2 separate regions of the Mus musculus genome follow, and region 1 is linked to region 2. A link is a loop called in an ENCODE intact Hi-C map of the cell type or tissue named here. Cell type or tissue: gastrocnemius. All regions are shown on one strand. Links, peaks and the distances in the headings refer to the core of each region. The heading gives the core; the rest is flanking DNA.

Region 1 (5,372 bases), core at 292-5,291, 64 kb before region 2:
TAGCTAGTTCCATCTCTGCTTGTGAAAGACCCACAACGTGAGGACTCCCTCACGTTCTGACTCAGGAGAGGCGACACCCCAAAATCACCAACGAGAAACGGTCTTGCTGCAACCTGCAAGAGGATTTTTATTCAAGAGCGCTCTCGGGCCCACGGTCATACACCACGCAGGGGTAGAGGACCGTGGCGCCCCGAGTAGCTGAGTAAGGGGGTATTTAAAGGAAGAAACCACAACTCAAGGAGGTGGGGAGGGCGTTGTTGGAAAATACCAAAAATACCAGTTAAGAGTCACAAGGAAGTACAAAGTCACAAGTGTCACAAGGAATGGTAACTGTTAACTCTCAAGACAGTTTCTAAGAGCCCCTAACAGTAGCACCTTTGCATAGCGGGTTCCCGCAATGGTCAGGGTGGGTCAGGGTGACTTTCTTTGAATGAATACTCTTTGAACGCAGGAAGTAGGTGGGTGGAGGAATGTCGCTATCTGTTTTATGATTAGCATACCTTGGAGCACTGAGTTTACTATTCTTTCACTTGTACTTGTGGCTTTTTGTCAGTTTGACACAAGCTGGAGTCATTTGGGAAGAGGGAATGTCAATCAAGAAAAAGCCTCCATCAAAATGACCTGTAGGCAAGTCTGTGGGTCATTTTCTTGTTTGATGATTGATGTGGAAGGGCCCTGCCAACTGTGGGTGATGTCCTCTGGACAGGTGGACGTCAGTGTATAAGAGAGCAGGCTGAGCAAGCCAAAAGTAGCAAGCCAGTGAGCGGCCTCTGCTTCAGTTCCTACCTCGAAGTTCCAGTGTAAGTTCCTGCCCTAACTTCCCTCCTGATGGACTGTGATCTGGGAGTTTTAAGATGATATAAACCCTCTCCTCCTCCCAAAGTTGTTTTTGGTCTTGGTCTTTATCATGGCAACAGAAAGCTAACTAGGACACTAATAGATTTTTAGAGAAAAACAAAAAACATCGAGGGTAGTTATCTCATCTCTAATGGGCAAAACTTGAGGCCAGATTATTCCATAATCCACAGACCAACTTCTGGATTAAGCTGTGTGGGAATGAAATGCCATAATCAGAAGTGTGGAGTCCTGTAGATTTAGATGTTGACTTATGCAATAGAAACTTCCGGGAGTCTCGTGTGCTTGGCTGGGCCATGGGCCTGCAGGCCTTGCTCTGAAGGTCCCTCCTGTTTACACAGCAGAGTGGGTGTCTCGTGCTCCCTCTAATGTTCCTCCTCTCCATCCTCCAGGGCCCTGCACTCAGGAGGGAAGCTGCCTAAAGGTAAAGAAGGCTTTTGTTGTTTGGGTTTCTGGTTTTTTGCAAATAGACAACAGTCACTACTCTTGTAAGGAACTTACCAAGGAAATTTGCAAATATTGTCAGCCCTCCATATCTATTAATTTCTATGTTATCTATGGACTTAACACCATGGGAGCAGAATTATTCAAGGGGATGCTGGAGACCAGGCTCCCCAGTTAAAAGCACGCTCTTGCAAAGGACCTGGGCTCAGTTCCCAGGACCCATATCAGGCAGACTACAACACCTTATAATACCAGTCCCAGGGCATTCAGACATCCAGTGCACGAATGTGGTGCACATAAACTCATGCAGGCACACGCACACGCAAAAACATATTTAAATATGCAAGAAGAAAAAAATGGCACCTATACTGAGCATGCAGATTCTTCTCTTCTTATTAGTCCTAGACAATGGAATACAGCAACTATTTCCACAGCATTTCCTCACATTAGAGAGTATAAGTAACCCGGAGATGAATTCATGTATACAAGAGGATGCGGATAGGTTCTGTGTAAACACTGCATCATTTTATGTCAACTTGGTCATCAGTAATTGAAGTATTTGTGGCAGTCCTAGAACAGTACCGCTGGGGACTGAAGGACACATATTCAGGGTGGCCCTAGACTGTGCAGTGTTGTAAGGTGTGCATGGCAGGTTCTGGGCTGGCCTCCCTCACAGGGGTGACATGAGATCAGAAAGTGAACCGCGGGAGCTGAGTGCTGTCTCCACAGACTGAGTGAGGCCTTAGGAGCACCACTGGCCACCATTGTCCACCACGTGAGACAGGCAGGCCTACACTGCCCACACCACTTTATCAACTAGGAAGCTAAACTCCAGAGCAGTTAAGAGACTTTCCATGCCAAAACATTTTCAGAGATGGGGTGCCAAGGACCAGCCTTGGCTTGGAGAGGGGTTCTGAGAGAAGGCCTGACTGGGACCTGGGGAAACAAACGACTCAGGTCAAAGCATGGGTCTGAGCTGGTGGCCTATGTTCTGCTCAAGACAGCTTTTCAGTCTGCTTTCTCTGTTTTTCCTTCTCTGGAGATCTTTAGCCAGTTACCTCTGTGTTCTGCTTGTGCCTATTCTCCAAGCAGTTCTCTGACCTAAAAACTTCTCTGCATAGCTCATTCCCACTGATCTTTTATTTTACATACCAATCTAGTCCTTTACTCTACTCCTGGCTTCCTTTGGATTATCCTATCAAACTGCATCCGGTGATCCCAGCCCTTTGTTATGGGAGAGCAAGCGCATTTTTTTTAAAGTTGCAAAAGAATTCGGAGATCCGCCTGCCTCTGTTACACAAGGCAACAAACTAGTTGGGTGGGACCCCACCCAGAAATTACCTTTTCAACCACTGCAGAGCCTGGACCTAAATTCCTTATCCCACGCTGACCTTGAACTCAGGAATCTATGTAAGCACAACAACAACAAAACTTAGCCTGCTCTAAATCTCTTTATCTTCCTCCTAAGTATCTGACAAGTTGGCTCACAGTGCAGCTGCCTCAGTCCCTTTAGATCTATGAAGCTCCTTACACAATTTATATTACATAGTCATATTTTACATAGTTGAGAAATTTTATATTTTCAAACTCATGGTTTTAGAGTTCTTTTCATAACCTTAAGGGCTGTCTTGTAGGTCCCAGCATTTACCATTTTGCTGAGACACTAGCCACACCTATGCCTCCAGGACTAGTGCAGTCTCGGAATCCCGTGGAGTCATTATCATTTACTGCTAGGCCGGAACAGAGGAATGCAAACATATGTACATTATTATGCAAACAAGCCTTTTGCCCACAGCAGCCCATGAGGCTTTGGAAGGCCAGTTGGTCCTGATCCAGAGGCGGGAACCAATTCACTCCCCCACCACCAAGGCCATGCCAGACCCGGCAATGGGGTCTAACTCTGAAGCCTAGGCTGGCTTCCAAGTGCTGTGATTACAGGTGAGAGCCAGCTCACCCAGCACCTGGTGTCAGAGCACAGCTGGAATGAGTCTTTAGTTTCCCAATTTAGAAGTTCCTGTTTATCACCTTTCCTCAGCCCTCTAGCAGCCCAAGTGGAAGCTCTTGCACGGACACTCACAGCTGTGGAGCACTTCTGCCACCTGGCAGTCCTCCCCTGTGAGAGAATGCTGGTGAGAGCCACAAAGCACCTGGCAGCTGAAGAGCATCTGCCTTGCCTGCCTTGAGCCACTAGGAGAGGGAGGGTGCTCAGGGGAGCACCTGGCTGAGAGCAGCACAGTGATCCCATCCGCCATCCCTCCTTGCCCAGGGTGCTCCGTGCTCACGCTCCAGTCTGTGAACGCGCTTCGGAAGTACGCCTTCCTCCTGGATCTGCCCTGGACTCTGCTGTCACCCCAGGATGTTCTCTTTGTGCTCACCAGCAAAGAAGTGGCACAGGCCAAGGTAAGATATGAATCTCCTGATACTGTACTGTGACCCCAGCCTCATGTCCCTTGGCTCTTCAAAGCCCTGCTACCTGCGACAGTGCGCCACATGCTAGATTATTCCACCTGGCTGACTAGCTTTTCAACGACTTGGGCTTTTTTTTTTTTTTCCTGATTATAAAATGTATAAACCGGGCGTGGTGGCGCATGCCTTTAATCCCAGCACTTGGGAGGCAGAGACAGGTGGATTTCTGAGTTCGAGGCCAACCTAGTCTACAAAGTGAGTGCCAGGACAGCCAGGGCTACACAGAGAAACCCTGTCTCAAAAAACCAAAAAAAAAAAAAAAAATACATACACCATCATCAGTGAAATGAAAACAAGCGGCTGGAGAGCTGGCTCAGTGGTTAGGAGCACTCGATGCTCCCATAGAAGATCTGGTTTCAGTTCCTGTGCCACAGCCATCTGTAACTCCAGTTCCAGGGGGTCTGTCACCCTCTTTTGGCCTCCTTGGTTACTACATACCCATGCACTCAAGCACTGACATACATATACATCTAAGAAAGCGTAGAGCTCCCAGTGGGGCAGTGAGAGGGAGGGTCTGCAAATAACAGGCCCAGAGTGAGTGCCAGCATGTTCTCTGATTCTTCCAGAAAGCCATGTCCTGCCACCGCAGCCAGCTCCTCTGGTTCCGATACCTCTACGTCCTCTTCTCCAGATACATGAGAATCAACTCACTGCGGTTCCTCTGAAGCCTTGGAGAGTGGTCAGACCCTCAGAACAAGAGGGAGAAGCAGAGCAAGAAGTCGTCTGGCCAGGCTTTGGGCTGATTTACCTGCCTGACCCAGGGAAACCCCAGCAAAGCAGCGTCTGCCAAACAGGGACCACATGAAGGATGGGTCACCCCAACCCAGCTTCCTCTTCTGAGGAAAACCTGCCAAAACCAAGCCTACACCAACACAATAGTAGCCACCCCACTAATTTACCAATAGTTTGCATGATAACAGAGTTTGCACCAGACATCCAGCAAAGCCTAGGGAAGTTGTCTTTACCACAAATGTGTGTAAATGTGCCATAGAACTAGTTCACAGGTGTGATGTTTACATGGTTTCCAGACCAGGCTGTTTTGGTCAGTCTTCTGTTCCTGTAGCTGAAACACCGCTCACAGGGCATCTGCAGAGCTGCGGTTTTCTTGGATCACAGTTCTGAAGCCTGTGAAGTCCAAGAGCATAGCAGCCTCTACATGACCGCGGTGAGGGGCATCCCGCTGCATCTCAAAGGCAAAGGCAGTCAGTCAGAAAGAGCCCATGAGCCAAAGAGTTCCTTTAGAACAAAGCCACGCCTACAACAAATAACCCTGTCACTTCCAAAAGGCCTCACCCTAAACACTGGGGCTCTGAAGACACATGAATTCCAGGGGACACAGCCAAACCCTAGCACAGGTTCATCCAGACACCCCTCTCCCCTCCCCCCACAGTCTTCAGGTGCTTCAAACTATTCCTTGGGTTTTTATTTGTGTCCCCTTATGAGAACTTTACAGTCTAGAGAAGCTGTACCTTATCATCATGGTGGTTCTGCTGTGTGTGGAGATGATCCTGTGGGTCCCCCCTTTAAGGAGCCAATAAACACCTTGGTTCTCTGCCTTTTCACAGTAGGAGCTGGGCCCACACCTTTATATATATACTTTTTTTTTT
Region 2 (5,372 bases), core at 228-5,227:
ATGGATATGACAAAACACCATGACCAAGGCAATTTGTGAAAGAAAGTGTTAAGTTTGAACTTACATTTTCAAAGAATTATAGGTCATGATGGTGCTGCAAAGGCATGGAGGCAGGAACAACTCAGTGTTTACATCTTGATCAGCAAGGAGGACACAGAAATGGAACACTGGGAATAACGTCTTTAAAAACCTCAAAGCTCACTCCCAGTGACACACCTCCTCCAACAAGGCCACACCTCCTAATCCTTCCCAAAGAGTTCTACTAACTGGAGACCAAGTATTCCAACATGATATTATGTAGGAACATTCTCATTTAAACCACCACAAGCGGCTAGGTCTTAATTGCTCAGCTGTTTCTCAAGCCCCCTTTACTATTTATTATTAATTTCTATCGTGCATTTATATTTACATGATGCATGTGTGGTTGTGTTACAGGACAACTTTGTGGAGTCAAGTCTGTCCTTCCAACTTTACATAGGTTCTAGGGACCAAATTCAGGTCACCAAGCTTGCATGACCAATGCCCTTTCCTGATGAGTCATCTTACTGGCTTTATTTTAAACATAAAGCCACAGCATTAAGATTTAAAAAATTCACCAGGCAGTGGTGGCACACTCCTTTAATCCCAGCACTTGAGAGGCAGAGGCAGGCGGATTTCTGAGTTCGAGTCCAGCCTGGTCTACAGAGTGAGTTCCAGGACATCCAGGGCTACACAGAGAAACCCTGCCTTGAAAAAAAAAAAGATTTAAAAAATTCTATTTCCAAGGGAACTGCAACCCTATAGGTGGAACAACAATATGAACTAACCAGTACCCCGGAGCTCTTGACTCTAGCTGTATATGTATCAAAAGATGGCCTAGTAAGCCATCACTGCAAAGAGAGGCCCATTGGACTTGCAAACTTTATATGCCCCAGTACAGGGGAACGCCAGGGCCAAAAAGGGGGAGTGGGTGGGTAGGGGATTGGGGGTGGGTGGGTATGGGGGACCTTTGGGATAGCATTGAAAATGTAAACGAGGAAAATACCTAATAAAAAAAATTCTATTTCCCATTCTGCTGCCCTCAGTTGCTTCAAGAATTCTCTTTCAGAGGCTTCACCTCACTCAGGAGAAGTTGGAGCCTTGTCTTCATAGAAAAAAAAAAAAAAAAAAAAAAAAAAAAAAAAAAAAAAAGCTAATATGAAGTAACTGCTTAAAAAAAACAGAGTTTGTTAAAGGAAATTTTAAGCATAGATTTAAACATTTATGAAGTTGATTGCTTAAATGCATATACGTGGCTTGGTTCCTGCTGCAAGGAGTCACCTCTTGGGGCCTCGCCCAGCTAAACAGAAGTGCTGGCATTACTCTGCACTTGCAGTCCTAAGCACATTTGAGCAACAGTGGATGGCTAAGTATGTTATTATAGGGGGCAGGCAGCACAGTACAAATCAGCCTCTGCCAGGGGCAAGGCAGGTGTCTTAGGAGTACGTTTCTAGGGCCCCTCCCCCCAGTTTAGGGTCTAGCTGGTCTAGCTCTACTGAGAGGAAGTGATGTTTAAACAGAAAATAGAGCAGGAAGCTGTGGTAGAGGCTGGCCTGGCATGCCCATGTTCAAGCACTATAAAACCAACAAAGAAACACAAACACAAGCAGAAGATGCTTAGAACTAAGGTATGTGGCCATGATGGCGATGCTACTGTGTGTGTGCGTATATGTGTGTGTGTGTGTGTGTGTGTGTTGCTTGTTGCTCCTAGCAGGTGAGACAGCTTGTACTACAGAGAAAACAGGACATATTTGGGAAGAGTGGAGGGCCATGCCAGCTAGTATTTGCTGAGTTTTGCCTTACAGTGGACTCATCTGAAAGATGACCAACCATGGAGGCACAGTTATAACACCAGCACTGTAGAGAGAGAGGCAGGAGGATTGCCACAGTTGGTTTCATATCAAGTCCTTGCCGCAGGTAAAAGTGTAAACCAAACTAAAATCTAAATAGCTGCCGTGGCTAATGACTGCCATACTGGACGGTACAGGTCTGGAGTGTAGCATGGTGAAGGTGACATGACTGGGGCGGGCCTCTGGGCTGCATGAGGTTGTTGTATGAAGTTTGGGTTTTATTTTTAGTGCTATGAAAAAGTGGCTTGGAGGTGGGGGTGACATTAATTAATTAATTTTTGTTATTTAGTTTTTCTTTGATTACTGATACTGGGGGTCAAACACAGGGCCTTACATATGCCACTAAGTCTACCATTAAAGCTAAACGCTGGCCCCTGGTTTATATTTTTAGCAGACCACCTTAGTTGGTATAAGAATGGGGTGTGACGTATGAGTGTAGCAGCGGAGAAGCAGGGGGACCGGTTTGGTAGAACATTCTCACGGGAGAGAAATTAGTGCTTTGGACCAATCAAACAAAATTTGGGATGTGGAGCAAGGACAGAGGTCTTCCGGCGAAAAAGAGAGGGAGAGCTGGTCCTTGTTCTCCCTGGCAGTGCCGGGGCTGTACAATTTCAGCCATTCCTGTTGGCCACACGGTTGCCACCTGCTGGCTGTTTCTGGAAGTGCCCTTGTAAATGGATACTCGGGGGATCCCTGGGGTCAGGACGCTGAGCGAATCTTCCTTAGATGGAAATAATGGCTGGATGGGTTGGGCTGCATTCTCTGGGGCAAATGCTAGACTGAACCTCTTCTCTCTCTGGGGCTATCCCATTCTTCTCTCCCTTGGGTCGGACAGTGATGAACCAAATGGCCGGGGGAGGGCACACGGTGTTAAGAATCAGGAGGGGTGGGCGTCAGTGTTTTAGGGCATGAATCCCACACCTGTGCCAGCTTCCACCCAAGCCTAGGTCCCACCACCCCAGAACTTCCTCTGACTGCCCCAGGGGCTTCTCTGGCTACAGTTGTGGGTGGAAGTGCACCGATGGAGGAGCAGGGCGTGTCTCGCGAAAGCAGGGTGTGGCCAGTGGTCCTGATGATCAGCCCAGTGGCCAGTCACTGGTCCTTGACAGGTTGGCGTTAAGCCCGCACTATCCACTGTGTGCGACGAACAGGTGGAGGGTGGACGATACAGAGAAAGCTACGGCCAGCTACGGAGGCTTCCGCGGCACTTCCTCTCTCAATCCCCGCTGCTGGAGAGTCCCGCTAGGCTTGGTGATCCTGGCTTGTAGTCTGCTGCCGCTACGCCTTGACTTCAGCCTGAGGGGTAAGTCGATGGGCTATTTCAGGATGTCCTAGGGGTTGCGTCTGGAAGTATGACAGTGAATGATTGGATTGGTCTCCCGGCATCTCCATCTTGGAATAAGGGTCTGCGTGGGATCTGGCTCCCTGAACCTCCAGGCCTCTTTCTCTGCTGCCAGAATGGGGATCCCAGGAGGTAAGGTAGACAGCCTCTGGAAGACAGTTGTTGCTGCTGGGGGTTGGGAATGATGTCAGACGCAGCGTCTGCCAGGATTTGCTTGAGGGTGGAAGCTAGACTGCGCAAAAGGAGGATGCCCATGTCCTACTAAGGTGGGCAGAGAAGTGAAACCTCAGTCAGGCCCCCTGGCTATTGTGGAAAATGCCCCACCCAGTTCTCTGAGTGTACTGGGATCCTGTAACAAATTGAGAGTGGGCCGGGGCCACACTACCGCTTCCTCTCTTGGCCCTGTTTTTTTCTGTCCCTTATTTCTACCAACCTGTTCCCTGCCCCTTTTTCCTACCCCCACTGTCTTCTGACCGGCTCTGATTCTTTCCTTCCGGTTTCTGAACTCTGAGGAAGACAGAGGCTCCCCAGCTCTAACTAGGTCCCAGCCCCGGCCACGTGATGGAGGCTGTGGTTGCTGTTTCTGTTGAGGGTGAGGTTAGCTGTCAGCTAACCCCAGACCCAGTGTGCAGTTTGAGGTGGGAAGGCAGATAGCGCTTGCCAGCTCTAAAGCCCCTTCGGAGGTGGTGTCTTATACCCTCAGATATGAGTCAGACTGGAAACGAACGTAATTGGGTTCTGAGAACTGAAGAGGACCATCAGGACACGAAGCGAGGTGGCAACTCACTTCTCTTTTCTGAGTCGCGGTTGTTCTGGCAGCAAAAGGAAGGGTCTGATAGACCAGTAGTTCCCTGGATCGCTCCCTCTCTACATTAAGGGTTTCGTGGCCTGTGCTGGCCAAACAACTGAAGTTTTATCTGTCTGTACCATTGGGCACTGGGCTTGATATCAGGTAGAGAATGGGTGGGGTTGTGAACACAAGCATTCTCACCCCTAAATAGGATTTGAGTCTTCTTGAACATCAGAAATTCCCAAGGGGGATAAAGACAGTCCTGACTTCCTGTGAGATAATATCAAAGTGACAACTCTGTCAGGTCCCTGCTCCCAGCACATCTTCCTGACACTGCCTCTCTCCTTCACCGCTGATTTTCCCTCTTGGAAAGCTAACAGTTTCCCACTCTCCTTCCTACACATACACACCCCTTCTGTTGTTGTTGTTTTGTTTTGTTTTTGTTGTTTTTTTTGTTTTGTTTTTGTTTTTGTTTTTGTTTTTTGAGGCAGGGTCTCATTATGTAGCCTTGGTCCTGGAACTCACTATGTAGACCTGGCTGGCCTCTGCCTCCTGAACGCTGGGTTTAAAGGCGTGCACCACCAGGCATGGCTCTCTTTTATTTTTATTTTTATTTTTATTTTTTTGTGTATGTAGGTGTGGTTTTGGATGTGTGTAGACGCCAGAAGTAGATGTGGATTGTTTTCATTGTTCTCAGCTTTGTTTTTTTGAGCTAGGGTCTCACTGAACTCTGCTAGACTGGCTGGCCAGCAAGCCTCTTGTCTCTGCCTGCCTTTCTTCACTGAAATTAAAGATATACCTCATTCCGTGGCTTTTTATGTGGACACCCAGGATCCTCAGCTCCTCCAGGCTGTGTGGCAAGCCCTTTCTGATCCAGCTCTTTCCTCATCCCGCCTCCCTCTCCCTCTCCCACTCTCCCTCTCCCTCTCTCTCTTTCTCTCTTGAGACAGAGTATCCCAGGCTATTTTCAGATGACCTTGAACTTCTGATCCTCTAGCTCCTAATTCTATTTTTTAAAATATTTTATCAATTTATTACTTATTTTCTGTATATGAGTGTGTACCACGTGTGTGCTTGATACCTGCAGAGGTCAGAACACATCAGATCCCCTGGAACTGGAGTGACAGAGGGTTGTGAGCCACCATGCAGTGCTGGGCCCCGAACCCCGATTCTCTGGAAAGGTAGCCCAGTGCTCTTAACCACTGAGCCATCCCTCCAGCAGCTGGCCTTGGACTGCTACAGGTGGCTTATGCTTTGCTGGGTAGAGAAGCCAGCACTCTGTGCATGGTAAACAAGCACTGTCTTTACCCCAGCTCCTGCTCTCCTTTCTCTACATCACCTTCTCCAGGTCCCAGCCAGGCCTACCCCACTG

Evidence for each region. Peaks named below come from ENCODE experiments on the same cell type or tissue, not always from the same donor. Only the 100,000 strongest peaks of a DNase experiment are listed, where the experiment ranks them.
Region 1: it touches region 2 in a loop (2.2-fold over the local background); 4 of 42 quality-filtered maps call a loop at or near these places.

Annotation. Positions count from the first base shown.
Region 1 is chr11:62,508,573-62,513,944 of GRCm38, forward strand. It overlaps Pigl (phosphatidylinositol glycan anchor biosynthesis, class L), which reads left to right. Exons shown (of 7, transcript NM_001039536.4): 5 at 1,248-1,279; 6 at 3,566-3,699; 7 at 4,332-5,372. The coding sequence ends at 4,430. Among named protein-coding and RNA genes, the nearest start is that of Cenpv, 28 kb to the right of the region's middle. In gastrocnemius, for the core only: no CTCF peak of the experiment used is centred there; a DNase peak (open chromatin) is centred at 3,228.
Region 2 is chr11:62,572,955-62,578,326 of GRCm38, forward strand. It overlaps Trpv2 (transient receptor potential cation channel, subfamily V, member 2), which reads left to right and starts at 2,673. Exons shown (of 15, transcript NM_001382489.1): 1 at 2,673-3,171; 2 at 5,349-5,372. In gastrocnemius, for the core only: a CTCF peak has its summit at 2,524 (motif pointing left); DNase peaks (open chromatin) are centred at 2,520, 2,971 and 3,770; H3K4me3 peaks cover 2,243 bases; H3K27ac peaks cover 1,824 bases.